Regions from separate parts of the Homo sapiens genome. Here regions 2 and 3 are each linked to region 1. A link is a contact called in ENCODE Hi-C or POLR2A ChIA-PET data. All regions are on one chromosome and are shown on one strand. The core of a region is the stretch at or near the end of the contact, and the rest is flanking DNA. Distances in the headings are between cores, read along the strand shown.

The links. A loop is a pair of places that touch in the nucleus more often than their neighbours do. ChIA-PET counts read pairs that join two places held with the same protein, here RNA polymerase II (POLR2A). Pooled maps may share reads with other maps.
Region 2: a map with no recorded cell type shows a loop between it and region 1 (9-fold over the local background). The contact joins the promoter of NUDT19-DT here to the promoter of ZNF302 in region 1. A Hi-C loop is called at or near these places in 1 of 37 single-sample maps with no recorded cell type and 3 of 50 pooled maps. POLR2A ChIA-PET finds 5 or more read pairs at or near these places in 1 of 52 experiments (activated naive CD8-positive, alpha-beta T cell).
Region 3: a loop to region 1 is called in a map of CD8-positive, alpha-beta T cell, with 20 times the contacts of the local background. The contact joins the promoter of U2AF1L4 here to the promoter of ZNF302 in region 1. A Hi-C loop is called at or near these places in 4 of 168 maps with a recorded cell type or tissue (CD14-positive monocyte, CD4-positive, alpha-beta memory T cell, CD8-positive, alpha-beta T cell and 1 more), 1 of 37 single-sample maps with no recorded cell type and 11 of 50 pooled maps.

What each region holds. Positions count from the first base shown.
Region 1 is chr19:34,676,428-34,680,991 of GRCh38, reverse strand. It overlaps ZNF302 (zinc finger protein 302), which reads right to left and starts at 3,314. Exons shown (of 5, transcript NM_001289187.2): 1 at 2,889-3,314; 2 at 2,179-2,255. The coding sequence starts at 2,187. SCGB2B2 (secretoglobin family 2B member 2) reads left to right here and starts at 3,833. Exons shown (of 4, transcript NM_001025591.4): 1 at 3,833-4,564. It also overlaps the pseudogene ZNF807P and the pseudogene SCGB1B2P. RefSeq lists enhancers at 1,189-1,690, 2,548-3,444, 3,576-3,635, 3,686-3,785, 3,445-4,342 and a silencer at 3,066-3,125.
Region 2 is chr19:32,690,122-32,694,685 of GRCh38, reverse strand. NUDT19-DT (NUDT19 divergent transcript) reads left to right here and starts at 2,390. Exons shown (of 2, transcript NR_186320.1): 1 at 2,390-3,323. It overlaps NUDT19 (nudix hydrolase 19), which reads right to left and starts at 2,865. Exons shown (of 3, transcript NM_001105570.2): 1 at 2,012-2,865. The coding sequence starts at 2,725. It overlaps LOC124904690 (a long non-coding RNA gene), which reads left to right. Exons shown (of 2, transcript XR_007067226.1): 2 at 592-1,721. RefSeq lists a silencer at 2,493-2,902.
Region 3 is chr19:35,742,739-35,747,302 of GRCh38, reverse strand. It overlaps U2AF1L4 (U2 small nuclear RNA auxiliary factor 1 like 4), which reads left to right and starts at 1,885. Exons shown (of 6, transcript NM_001040425.3): 1 at 1,885-1,955; 2 at 2,091-2,178; 3 at 2,882-2,980; 4 at 3,158-3,291; 5 at 3,399-3,494; 6 at 4,500-4,564. The coding sequence starts at 1,912. It overlaps PSENEN (presenilin enhancer, gamma-secretase subunit), which reads right to left and starts at 1,652. Exons shown (of 4, transcript NM_172341.4): 1 at 1,603-1,652; 2 at 1,312-1,468; 3 at 780-884; 4 at 1-595. The coding sequence starts at 1,372. The coding sequence ends at 456. RefSeq lists a silencer at 3,173-3,333.

The sequences.
Region 1 (4,564 bases), core at 2,065-4,564:
AGAAAGCAGTTTTATTACTGAATAAGCTAAATCAGACCTTGATGCACTTCACAAGCGATCCACTATTGAGATGAAAAGGACAGGAAGAAATCTCATCTTTTTATATAGGCAAGCAGATACAATCCAACACACATTTTCCAAATAAACAATAACTTATCCTCAAGTAAGATTTGACAGTTCAATTTGCTACACAAAATTTCTTCTAAATTCACCTGTTAATTGGAGTTGCCACTGTGTTAATTGCCTATATCCCAAATAAAAATAACATTTCTCATATCTTTGACAAACCAGTCATTACAACTTAGAGCCAGGGATGCTTCTTTCTTCCCCTTCAGTTGCCTGGGCAGCTTGAGATGTTCACTCATCTCAGTTCCCAAAAGAACATAGGATATCTATCCTAGCACTTATTTAAATTTCCCATGCTTTCTTACTTTTCTACCAGTGCCACAATCTTCAATACAGGAGCCACTAGCCAACTTGGCTACAACATTTAAATTAATTAAAATGTAAAAATAAAATAATTAAATAAAATTTAAAATTTATTTTCTCCATTGCTTAAGCCACAGTTCAAGTACTCAATAGTCAGATGGGGCTGTTGGCTACCGTACTGATCAGTACACATGCACAGCACTTCCACCACTGCAGAAAGTTCTCTTAGACAATACTGCACTAGATCATGAAGTCCTGTGTGTCAGTGTACACCAAAATCCATGTACAACTCTTCCTAACAGGTACTTCATAAGTGTTTAGAAGATGAACCAATGAATGGTTTTGGCATTAGTTCACTTTAGCCTTTACTTTGTTTTTTCTTTCAAGAGGCAGGTTCTTGCTCTGTCACCAAGCTGGAGTGCAGTGACATAATCATAGCTCACTACAGGCTTACACCAGAGGGCTCAAGAAATCTTCCTACCTCATCAGCCTCCCGAGTAACTGGGACAACAGGCATGCACTACCACACCAGTTTTTCAATTCTAATTATCTTAATTATTCCATGAAAACAGACTTCACCCAAGATGTACATCTGCTACTTACATCCCCTCCTGTGCAAGCTTCACCTTCCATGCCATGATTCTGCCCCACCAGTTCTTCATTACTCATCTTATTCACTCCACAATTACTTACTAAGCATCCATTTGGTGCCAGGTAACACTCTGGGTACTGACGCTATAACAGTCAACAAAGAAGAAAAAGCATTCCTCCCACCAGGAACAGACAATGAGCACGTGCATATACTGAACATACAGTACATCAGCTAGTGAGTGACACACACTGTGGAAAACAACAAAGCAGTGATGGAGGAGTGGAAGCGCTAGGGAAGGTGACTGCAATTGCAAATAGGCTTTCAGGGAAGCTGTTCTGAGAAAGTAACCACGGAACAAACACAGAAGGAGATAAGGATGCAAGCTTGTGCGTATGTGGGGGAAGAATATTCCACGTGGATGGCACAGCAACTGGTGACAGAGGCTGGAGCGCACAGGAATGAGGAGGCAGAGAAGGAAGGTGGGATCAGGGAGGTAATGGCCTAATTGTACAAATAGGTCATTGCAGAAGTGACTCAGTTAGAACCACTGAAAAATTTTAGGTTGCGGAATGACAGGAATTTATATAACAATAGGACCATGGTCACAGCTGTACTGAGAACAGACTGATGAGGGTTAAGGGCAGATGCTGGGAATCCAGCTAGGAGGCTACCGCAATAATCCAGGTGGCTCGGACTGGGGTGGTAGTGGTGGTGGTGGTGATGGGCTAACTAATGGTCAGATGCTGTATACGGTGTATCGTTTAGATCCAAACTAGAGGACCTGAATATGAGTTATAAGTCAAAAGGAAGAATCAAGGATGACTCCAAACATCTCTTCACTTGAGACCACATGGTACAGTTTTGACAACCATAAACCGAATAACCTTACATTCCAAAGTTGCATTGTGAATTACAGTTTTAAAATGTTGGCAATCTAGAAAGTCTTCTAGCAGAAAACTGTAGAAAAGAGGAACACTGGGTGATGAGGACAATACCTTGGAGCTCTCCTGTGGGCTCCATTCTTCCTATAGTGAAAGGAACCATAGATCTAGTCCCTTAAATGGACTTGATTAGGTGGGAACAGGCAGGAGAAGCAAAGCAAACACACAGAGGCCTAATAAAGTGTTTCAGGAAGATTTGGGGACACACCGACTTACCTGAGACATTATTCTGCAATTTCCAATGGCCAACAGAGTCCCCTTTCCAGGTTCTTATCTTAGAGATGGGCAGTGTCCTGAGGGCACAGAAAGGCAGGAAAAAGCAGTCATGAAAAATCGGGCTTATCTTGCGGCACCTGTCACACACCTTAATGGAAAAGCACACTGGTAATCACTCGCCGGAGCGTCAATCTCTCCCTGGGAAGGAACAGGGTGTTTCTCCGCAAGGGCTATTTACCAGGTGCCACCTGCGGGGAAAATCAATTATTCTGTATACAAAAGACTCATAAAACAACGGTAACAACTTTATCAGCTCGTTCAGTCTTCACCACTTTGCAAGGTGTGCATTCATATTATTCCAGATTTTTTTTTTTTTTTTTTTGAGACGGAGTCTCGTTCTGTCTCCAGGCTGGAGTGCAATGGAGCGACCTCGACTCACTGCAACCTCTGCCTCCCGGGTTGAAGCGATTCTCCTACCTCAACCTCTCGAATAGCTGGGATTATAGACACGTGCCACCACGCCCAGCTAATTTTTTTTTGTATTTTTAGTAGAGACGGCGTTTCGCCATGTTCGTTAGGCTGGTGCGGTGGCTTACGCCTTTAATCCCAGCACTTCGGAAGGCGGAGGCGGGCGGATCGCTTGAGGTCGAGTTCTAAACCAGATTTATTTTTTAAAATGAAGACAAAACTGAAATTCCGAGATACTGAACCCATTTGTTCAAGGTTGCACAACTGAAAGCGCCGGCTTCATGACGACATAACCCAAAAAAAACTGTAGCTGGCGTCTGCTCTCGCGCCCACTTCGCTCTCACAACAGTGCCAAGAGGTCGGCGCCGTCATCACCCCGCGTTTACACGGCTCAACAGGAAGGCCAGGAAATGCCCAAGGCCCCGGCCGTGGTCAAACCGCGCGCGGACCCAGGGCCTTAGCCCCGCCGTCGCCGCGACCCACACTTGCCGGAGTCCTCAGCAGGGCCTCACCGTCCCGCAGGCGCCCCGAGCCCGCGCCTCCGCGGACCTGACGCGCCGCGTAGCTGGTGAGCGGGTAACGGCGGCCGACCTCCGGGAACGACACTGCCCCAAACCGTTCCTTAGCTTGGAAGCCGCCGCCAGGCCTGAAGCTATCGCGGGACTGACCCAGTGCACCGCCCACGGCGAACCACATTTCCCAGAATCCTCCCCCTGCGGTACAAATGTCCCGGAAGCCGCGAACCGCCGGCACCCGAAGACCACACTTCCCAAGGGTCTCTGCGGCTGCGCGGACCTGGTGCGCCGCGGGCAAACCGGTCACGGCTTTGTAAGTAGCTTAACCGCCTGGGGCCGTCGACCTAGAGCCGGCCAGCTAGGACCATGCGCAAATTGTCCTGGGGCACACAGTCGTCCTCTGGTGAACGATACAACTCGAAACCAAGGGACACCCTCTACTTATAAGGGCCATGGCGCCCGGACCAAGAAATTACATTTCCCAGAAAACTGCAGCCGTGCCAAGGTCTTCCGGGTCATTCCTGCGCTCACACAAACGTTTCCCTCCGAGACATGGGCAGCCCTTGCTGGTACCGCGCAAGTGCTCGCCGTTGCTAGCAAAGGGGCTCCTCTCATCCCAAACCCTGCCGCTATGCTGTTCACCTTCAGGTCTTTTTTTTTTTTTTTTTTTGGCACTCATTTGCCCAAGACGATAACTCACAAAACGCCCTGTGGCCCGACTGTCACGACTGTAGTTCGCCAACCAAGGGCATTTCCTGGAAATGCAAGGGGACACGTATCTGTGACACTAATGGCCGTTCTGACGTGCGTTACGCCCCTGGAAGGACTTGGAAATACTGAACTTGAGTGAGCACTGGGAGGATGGAGACCCTCATCCTGGGAGGAGTCACTCCTCCCGCAGCCATCACAGCCTGACGCCCCCTCTCCCCAGAAGTGCTTCTTAGGCCCACCCAAAAGGGCAATGGACCTCTCTGTATGCAAGCCAGAGCAGTCTACTGTTTGTGTATATTTGGGTTGTTTACTTTCTTTTTAACACTTAAATGTTAATTGACTTCAATCATTTTTAAAATTATAAATAGTGTCGCTATAGACTTTTTTGTACTTATTAAGTACTGACCTGCATGATCTTCGTGAAGCAGTGCTTCTGTTACCAGAAAGGGGTCCGGATCCGACCCCAAGAGAGAGTTCTTAGAGCTCACGCAAGAAAAAATCCATGGGAGAGCACAGTGCAAAGCCAAAGCAAGTGTATTAAGAAAGTAAAGAAACAATGGGTACTCCATTGTTAGAGCAGCAGCTTGGGCTGCTGGACTAGGGATACTTGTATTTATTGCTTGATGATGTGCTAAACAAGGGTGGATTATTCATGAGTTTTCCAGGAAAGAGGTGGGCAATTTCAATTTCTC
Region 2 (4,564 bases), core at 1,141-3,640, 2.0 Mb after region 1:
AAGTTTGCTAAAAGTTAACAGTGTAACACATATTATCCTAACTTCTAATCTTATGGACATCAGACCCTATCAGTGCCCCTCAAAGCTCAAGTCCATCAGCACAGGGCCATACAACTGATACCCCTACTTATAGGGCTAGAAATGGCCACTGCTACAGGAACCGGAATAGCCAGTTTATCTACTTCATTATCTTACTACCACACACTCTCAAAGTATTTCTCAGACAGTTTGCAAGAAATAACAAAATCTATTCAGTAAGGATAGTAACTACAATCCCAAATAGACTCTGGCAGCAGTGACTCTCCAAAACCCCCGAGGCCTAGACCTCCTCACTGCTGAGAAAGGAGGACTTTGCACCTTAGGGGAAGAGTGTTGTTTTTACACTAACAAGTCAGGGATAGTGCAAGATGCCGCCCGGCATTTACAGGAAAAGGTTTCTGAAATCAGACAACGCCTTTCAAACTCTTATACCAACCTCTGGAGTTGGGCAACATGGCTTCTCCCCTTTCTACATCCTGTGACAGCCGTTTTACTATTACTCGCCTTCGGGCCCTGTATTTTTAACCTCCTTGTCAAATTTGTTTCCTCTAGAATCAAGGCCATCAAACTACAGATGGTCTTACAAACGGAAACCCAAATGAGCTCAACTAACAACTTCTACCGAGGACCCCTGGACCGACCCACTGGCCCTTTCACTGGCCTAGAGAGTTCCCCTCTGGAGGACACTACAACTGCAGGGCCCCTTCTTTGCCCCTGTCCAGCAGGAAGTAGCTAGAGCAGTCATTGCCCAATTCCCAACAGCAGATGGGGTGCCCTGTTTAGAGGCGGGATTGAGAGGTGAAGCCCCTGGACTTCCTGGGTCCAGTGGGGACTTGGAGAACTTTTCTGTCTAGCTAAAGATTTGTAAATGCACCAATCAGCACTCTGTAAAAACGCACCAATCAGTGCTCTGTGTCTAGCTAAAGGTTTGTAAATGCACCAATCAGTACTATGTAAAAACGCACCAATCAGTGCTCTGTCTAGCTAAAGATTTGTAAACGCACCAATCCGCACTCTGTAAAAATGGACCAATCAGCACTCTGCAAAATGGACCAATCAGCAGGACATGGGCAGGGCCAAATAAGGGAATAAAAGCTGGCCACCCAGCCACCAGCACCCAACCTGCTCTGATCCCCTTCCGCTGTGGGAGGTTTGTTCTTTTGCTCTTTGCAATAAATCTTGCTGCTGCTCACTCCTTGGGTCCGCACTACCTTTATAAGCTGTAACACTGACCACAAATGTCTGCAGCTTCGCTCCTGAAGCCAGCGAGACCACAAACCCACCAAGAGGAACAAACAACTCCTGACGCACCACCTTTAAGAGCTGTAACACTCACTGCGAAGGTCTGCGGCTTCAATCCTGAAGTCAGCGAGACCACGAACCTACCAGAAGGAAGAAACTCCAGACACATCTGAACATCTGAAGGAAGAAACTGGACACACCATCTTTAAGAACTGTAACACTCACTTCGAGGGTCCGCGGCTTTATTCTTAAAGTCAGCGAGACCAAGAACCCACTGGAAGGAACCAATTCTGGACACACCAGGAGCTGGAGACGAGCCTGGGTGTGCAACACAGAGAGACAAGACCCCCATCTGTACCAAAAATAAATAAAAATAGGAAGACTGGATCATATTAAGTCTGTTCTCCAAGAAAACCAAATTAAACGGCTGTGGAGATGTACTATGTCTACACATGTACAAGTGCTTACACAGTGGCCACGCTGGAGGAACCACGTGGAGAGACAGGCTCCAGGCCTTGAGACCCCAAAGCCTAGGAAAGCAGAGAGCACTTCACCAAGAGCATGGCTTTGGTCTACAGGGGTGAGAGTTTCCAGCCCGTCTAAGCGTTCCTTGCTGCTTAATCTCTCTGGGCTTGGCCTATGCGGGGGTCCCTTGGGGGCCTGGGCCGCTGGGAGGGGTCCTCCCTCTCACGTCCTGGCGGTCCGCAGCAAGGCCCTGAGCAGGCCTTACCTGGTAGCCCACCACCTCCGCCAAGTCGGGGTAGACGGGCGGCGGCTCGCGCAGGCAGCACAGGAAGAAGGCCGTGTCAAAGCGGCGAGTGGTGCCCCGCAAGAAAGGGGTGAGCCAGGCGCTCCAGTTGTGCAGCGCCCAGATGTCGGGTGTGCAGTCGAGGTGGGCGCACAGCCGCAGGAAGTGGCGCGGGTCCTGGCGCACGCGGTCGCGCCAGGAGGCCAGGCCCGGCGGTGGCTCCAGGGCGAGGCCAGGCCCGGGTGCTGGGCCTGGTGGGGAAGTCCTGGGCCGCAGCAGCAGCACGCCCGCCTCCTCAAAGGCCTCCCGCACGGCGCAGATGCGGAAGGCTACGTCCTCAGGCAGCGTCCCAGTGTTGTCGGTCTTGTGGTCATCGGTGTCGGGCAGCGACGGGAAAGCGGTGCGGCTGAATGGCGCCGGGCCCAGGCCGAAGCGCGGCGGCCCGTGGTGCGGCGCGAAGAGGCCCAGCCAGTCCGCCGAGCGGTCGGCCGCATCCAGCACTCCGCCGGAGAAGACGTGCGCGCCCGGCATGAAGCCTTGGTGCGGGGAGCGCTGCAGCAGCAGCAGCCGGAAGCCCTCGGCCGGCGGCGGGCGCGACGGCGGGGTGGCGGTCTCCGGGCGCGACCAGCCAGCCGCCAGGACGATGCTGGCCGCCCGCCGCCAGCGGCTGGGGCCCGGCCGCAGGGAGCTGCTCATGGCGCGCAGCTTCCCGGATCCGATTCTGGCGCGGCCTGAGCTCCACGGCAGGTGGCCCGGCCCTGCAGGGACCCCAGCACCTCCGGGGGCCTCGCGGGAATTGAGGACGAGCCTCTGGCGTTGGGTGAACCTGGGCGTTTGGTCGGCAACGGCGCCTGCCTGTGGGAGGGGCACCCGAGCAGGGACCGCCTCGAGTGCACTGGGGCCCAGCTAGGGCACTCTCGCGGGACAATGGGTGTCACGGCAGCCAGCGACCGTTTGTCATTCACAGCTGCCTGAAAGGAGGACCGCAGTATTCCCACGCAGGAAGCTTGGACCAAAAGCAGGAATGCTTAAGGGCGCATATGACTTGCCATGGTAAAAAACAGGATGCCAACCCAGGCCTGATGACATCCACCTCACTAAAAGCTAAGGACTAGGACTTTCTGCTTTAAACAAGGACCCACATGTGGGTGTTTTCTGTGGGAGAGGGAGAGAGGACATTCGAAGGGCAGAAGTCTGACCTTTGCAAGCACACGTGAACCACACCAATGAGAAATGAATGGACGAGCCAGATGCCAATTTATAAATTTCCTACTGCACACCTTGAATGTGAAAGGTACTCCCAGAGTAATTTCTCTCGTGTTCTGGTTACCTTTTATTGTCAGGGCGCCTGGGGACGGCCTTAGGTGTCTTAGGACATTTGACGAGTTCCACTTTGATGGGAGATGTTTAATCTGGGCCTCCACATGGAGATTTCTCTCCACCTTGTTAGTGTCTAGAAGACTTCCACCTCCAATAGCAGGATTATGATCTTTTGAAAAGCCTGTGTAAATTTGAGTCTTTTCTTTTATAACTCCTTATCAGTCACCGACAGCTTTTCCCATAATTGCTATTATAATTGGATCACACATTTGTTATGTTTTTGGATGAAATACACTATACCCCTGCCGACCCTCACAAACCATCATTTTAATGTGGGTTATTTCCTGGGTAGAATCCACAGATGACATTGTCAATATTTAGGGGTTTTGTTTGTTTTTTTGTTTGAAGAGACCTGGTCTCTGGCCAGGCGCTGTGGCTTACACCTGTAATCCCAGCACTTTGGGAGGCCGAGGTGGTCGGATCACCTGAGGCCAGGACTTCAAGACCAGCATGGCCAACATGGCAAAACCCCGCCTCTACTAAAAATACAAAAATTAGCTGGGTGTGGCGGCCCGCGCCTATAGTTGCAGCTACTCAGGAGGCTGAGGCAGGAGAATCACTTGAATCTGGGTGGAGGTTGCTGTGAGCCAAGATCCTGCCACTGCATTCCGGCATGGGTGACAGAGCGAGACTCTGTCTCAAAAAAATAAATAAATAAATAAAATAAAAATACAGAGCAATGGAGAGAAAGGCACTCAGGTGATTAAAGTAACATGTCTTCAATACTAGGAGTAATAATAATCCTAGGGGATAATAATATTAGTAGTTACTGGGTACAGTGTGTGAGGCACTAGGAACTTTATTAGTATTAGTTGTGTAATTCTTACAAAACCCCATGAAGTGGAAACAGTTACCACTATTTTACAGATGACTAACCATTTATGGAGGGATTAAGGGTCTTAAGAACATACTACTCCCTTTGCTGTAAAATAACACCGTGGTTTTGTAGGTGAATGTGTGTGTTTCAACATCAGCTGGTTTTCACAGAAGCTGGTTACTCATGAGTGAGATGACCAAGTCCTGGTCCTGGGTGCATAGCAAAACAACAGAAACTGAACCTTTTTTTTTTTTGAGAGGGAGTCTGGCGCTCTCACCAGGCTGGAGTGCAGTGGTGCGATCTCGGCTTACTGCAATATCTGCCTCTCGGGTTCAAGC
Region 3 (4,564 bases), core at 636-3,135, 1.1 Mb before region 1:
CACTAGGCCGATCCTACCACTGCACTCCAGCCTGGCTGACAGAGCAAGACTCTGTCTCAAAAAAAAAAAAAAAAAAGAAAAAAGAAAAAGAAATGGAAGCACTATTCCTTTCTTAGTTTCTCATCTAATAGTTTCCTGAGCAGGAAAGTTCCTAGTTCAGAAGATTATGAGTAGTATGCACTGTAAAAAATGTACATCATGTCTAAATACTAAGCCTCGTACAAAGCTCTCAACAGATGTTTTTAAATATTAATAATCATTTATGCCTCAACCTCTAAAAGATCCCAGGAAGTCAGTATCGAAAGTTAGGGTCCTTTATTGGGGGATGTCAGCAGAGAACGTGGGACATGAAAACAAGTCTTAGGAGTTTGAGAAGGGGCTCCCAGGACAGGCTCCTCTGCTTTAAGGAGCCTGTCCTGGGAGAATAAGCAGGGCCCCAGTATGTGCAGAAGTTGTCAGGGGGTGCCCAGGGGTATGGTGAAGGAGAGGTAGTCCCCAAGGGCACCCCAGCGGGGCCGGTAGATCTGGAAGATGGTGATCCAGGAGGTGAGCACTATCACCCAGAAGAGGAAGCCCACAGCTGAGCGCCAGACATCTGTCATGGGAAACAGAAGCTGGAAGGGTTGGCCTCCGGCTGCTCTCCAGACTTCCCTAGACCAGCCTTCCCTTCTCACCCAGAGCCCCAACATTTTGGATCCTCCATTGTCCCTTCCCACCAAGATTCCCCGCTTCCCCCTCTCCCCTGCCACTGGCCTCCCTCCTCTGTGCTCTAGACTCACAGCCTTTGATTTGGCTCTGTTCTGTGTAGGCTGGGACAAGGAAGGCCTCTCGGAAGAACCAGAAGATGTTGACCAACCAGAGAAAAGGCAGGAAAGCAAACCCCCCTAGGGAGAAAGAAAAACAAACAAACAAACCCCAAAACCTCATAAGGCAATGAAGATCTTCTCCAACTCCCACCGAGATCTATTTGGAAGAAACTCTCCCACACCCAAGTTCAAATGGAGATTTCTGTTGTCAGGGACTCAGGAATCTGGCTCCTCTTTGGGATCCAGGAATCTGATTCCTCAACCATCTCTTTCACAGGACCCAAGAGTCCAGGCCCTCAATCCCCCTCCTCTCTTGGGATCCAGAAATTGAGGCCCCAGCTTCCTCATTCCTCAGGACCCAGGCCCTCCCCACTCAAATCCAGGAGTCGGCGTTCGCAGGTCCTTCATCTCTTAGACTTAAGAATCCAGGCCCCGAGGCCCTCTTCCCTCGGGTGCTCTAGTCCAGTCCCCTCTCTTCTCCTGGGACCCTAGCGATCTGCCTTACCCAGGTAGTACTTCCGGCACAGGTTCAATTTCTCCTCATTGGACACTCGCTCCAGGTTCATAGCTGCGCTGGGGCCGGGTCGTCCCAAGGGTCTGCGGGGCAAGACCCAAGCCTTGACCCTAAGTAACAGATGCAAGGATCACGAACAACCACGCCCCTATTAGAACAAATCAGAGATAAATGTAAAGGTCGGTTTGCTGAAAGCAGGGCATCCCCACCCCCACTAGTAAGCTGGCTGGATTAAAGAGCTCTTTATATTTACTAGGGTGGGCGAAACGACCCCCAACTCACCAGGAGAGCTCACTTCCTCCGGCTGGGGTGCCTTAGCTACTTTCAGTTATGGACGTTTGCGCGAGACGCCCCAGGTTTCCCTGGAGATTGTAGTCTTCTTTGGGCGAGGCAACACTGCACGCATGCGCTGTTAAAAGAACTCCTACCGGGGAGTCTATGGGGAGGGCGCGCGCCTCCCACGCGCAAGCGCCCTGGGGCGTTTCCGAGCGCTTGGTAAGCGCCTGGAGAGGGCAACGAACTACACTTCCCAGTGCTCCTAAGCAACGGAAGTGACGTAAGAGCAGCCAGACCTGGAGGGCTTGGGTAAAAATGGCTGAATATTTAGCTTCGATATTCGGGACTGAGAAGGACAAGTGAGAACGGGCGCTGGGAGTGGACTCTCGGGGGGTCGGGGCCGGGGTACTGGGGTCCTGGGTGGTGGGGCGGTGTTTCTGGGGTGCCCAGCTTCCCCGGCCCTCGGTTCACCTTTGTCTTTGCACCTTTTCCAGGGTTAACTGCTCTTTTTACTTTAAGATCGGGGTCTGCCGGCACGGGGACCGGTGCTCCCGGCTTCACAACAAGCCGACATTCAGCCAGGTGAGACCCGGCACGGAGCCTCGGGGGTTAACGGCTCCCTGGCCCTTCCCCTTCTGGGGCCGTCGTCACCATGTCCCGCCTATTCCGGGTTCCTGAGTCCCTCCCCACCGCCCGGCTTTTTTTCTCATTGGACCTTTCTGCAGGCTCCTCCCACCGGTCTTCGTGCCGTTTTCCCGGGAACTTGGTCGCGCCCCCATGCGTACAGGCTACACACGGCGGCTGTTCATCTTTGCCAGTCCCTTCCATCCCGCTGTTCATCCTTGCCAGTCCCCTCCATCCCTTTTCTGGTTTCTTAGGGGCAAAGGATCGCCGATGCACTCATGATGCTTAGGCTGGGGTGTAAGGTTCCACCCCCAACCTTCATGCCTCACTCTCTGTTCATGCAGCCCTGCCCTCTGAGCTCAGGCCCCGCCCCTTTTAAATTCTGTGCAGACCATAGTGCTGCTCAACCTGTACCGGAATCCACAGAACACAGCCCAAACTGCAGACGGATCACACTGTGAGTAAGGGACCAGGCCTGGGGGCAAGGTGAACAGCCCCCAGTAGGCTACACTCTGATTCCACCCTGCCCGCCCCCACCCCAGGTCATGTGAGTGACGTGGAGGTGCAGGAGCACTATGATAGCTTCTTCGAGGTGAGGGTTGGTAGGGGCAGATGGGGTTTCTTGTGGGAGCTCAGCTGAGTTCCTCCCCGTCTTCCACAGGAGGTGTTCACAGAACTGCAGGAGAAGTATGGGGAGATTGAAGAGATGAATGTGTGCGACAACCTTGGGGACCACCTCGTGGGCAACGTCTATGTCAAGGTGCTTGCTGCCCCCCACTTAGGGCCCAGAAGTGGAGGCGTTTCAATGCCTGATGGTGGCCACTGTAGGCTCTCAGCTTGAATTTCATCACTAAATCCAGTCCAGCCCCAGAGCGGGTAGTGAGTCCCCTGAAGATCTCTGAGTTCTCCTGCTGACCCTGACTGACATTTCCTGCAGTTCCGGAGGGAGGAGGATGGAGAGCGGGCCGTGGCTGAACTCAGTAACCGCTGGTTCAACGGGCAGGCTGTGCACGGTGAGCTGTCTCCTGTCACTGACTTCCGGGAGTCATGCTGTCGCCAGTATGAGATGGGGTATGGTAGTTCAAGGGTGGGATGGGCACTTGGAATCCCAGACTTTGAATGCGTGGTAGGGGCTGTCAGTGACAATGGCTTCCTCCATCTCTCTACCCTCTATGCAGGGAATGTACCCGAGGTGGCTTCTGCAACTTCATGCATCTGCGGCCCATTTCCCAGAACCTCCAGAGGCAGCTCTATGGGCGGGGACCCAGGCGCAGGTACCTCAGGACCAGCCTGCTATGTCTCCTCATGTCCTAAGGCCCCTATATCCTCAGATGAGCCTAACCCTAAGCCCCAGTAACCACGTTCCCAAGAATCTTTTTTTTTTTTTTTTTTTTTTGAGATGGAGCCTCACTCTGTTGCCCAGGCTGGAGTGCATTGGCACCATCTTGGTTCATGGCAACTTCCGCCTCCCGGGTTCAAGCAATTCTCTGCCTCAGCCTCCCAAATAGCTGGGATTACAGGCACCTGCCACCATGCCCGGCTAATTTTTGTGTTTTTAGTAGAGATGGGGTTTCACCATCTTGGCCAGGCTGGTCTGAACTCCTAACCTCGTGATCCACCTGCCTCACCCTCCCAAAGTGCTGGGATTACAGGCGTGAGCCACCACTCCCGGCTGACTGTTTTTTTTTTTTTTTTTTTTTTTTTTTTTTGAGACGGAGTTTTGCTCTTCTTCCGCAGGCTGGAGTGCAAAGGCGCAGTCTTGGCTCAGTGCAACCTCTGCCTCCCAGGTTCAAGCAATTCTCCTTTCTCAGCCTCCCAAGTAGCTGGGATTATAGGCACCTGCCACCATGCCTGGCTAATTTTTGTATTTTTAGTAGAGATGGGGTTTCACCACGTTGGCCAGCCTGGTCTCGAACTCCGGACCTCAGGTAATCCACCCATCTCGGCCTCCCAAAGTGTGGGGATTACAGGCGTGAACCACTGCGCCCGGTCATTCCCAAGACTCTTATACCCTAAGAGTAGTTCTGAGCTCCATCTGGAGACCAGTACCTAAGTCCCAATCCCCAAACCAGCCTGAACCCCTAATCCACGACCAGCCTGGATTGCCACCCCTGATACTGGCCACTGAGTTCCCCTGATACTGGCCACTGAGGTCGTGTCTTAGAACTCTAGTTATTTCAGCACCCTCCTGCCTCATCCCAGAGCAGAGAGGCAGGCCTGCAGGATCTCTGCACCACTCCTCAGGGTTCTAACAGAACTCTCAACGCTCCTATTCCCAGGTCACCCCCGAGGTTCCATACTGGCCACCATCCCCGAGAGAGGAACCATCGGTGTTCCCCTGATC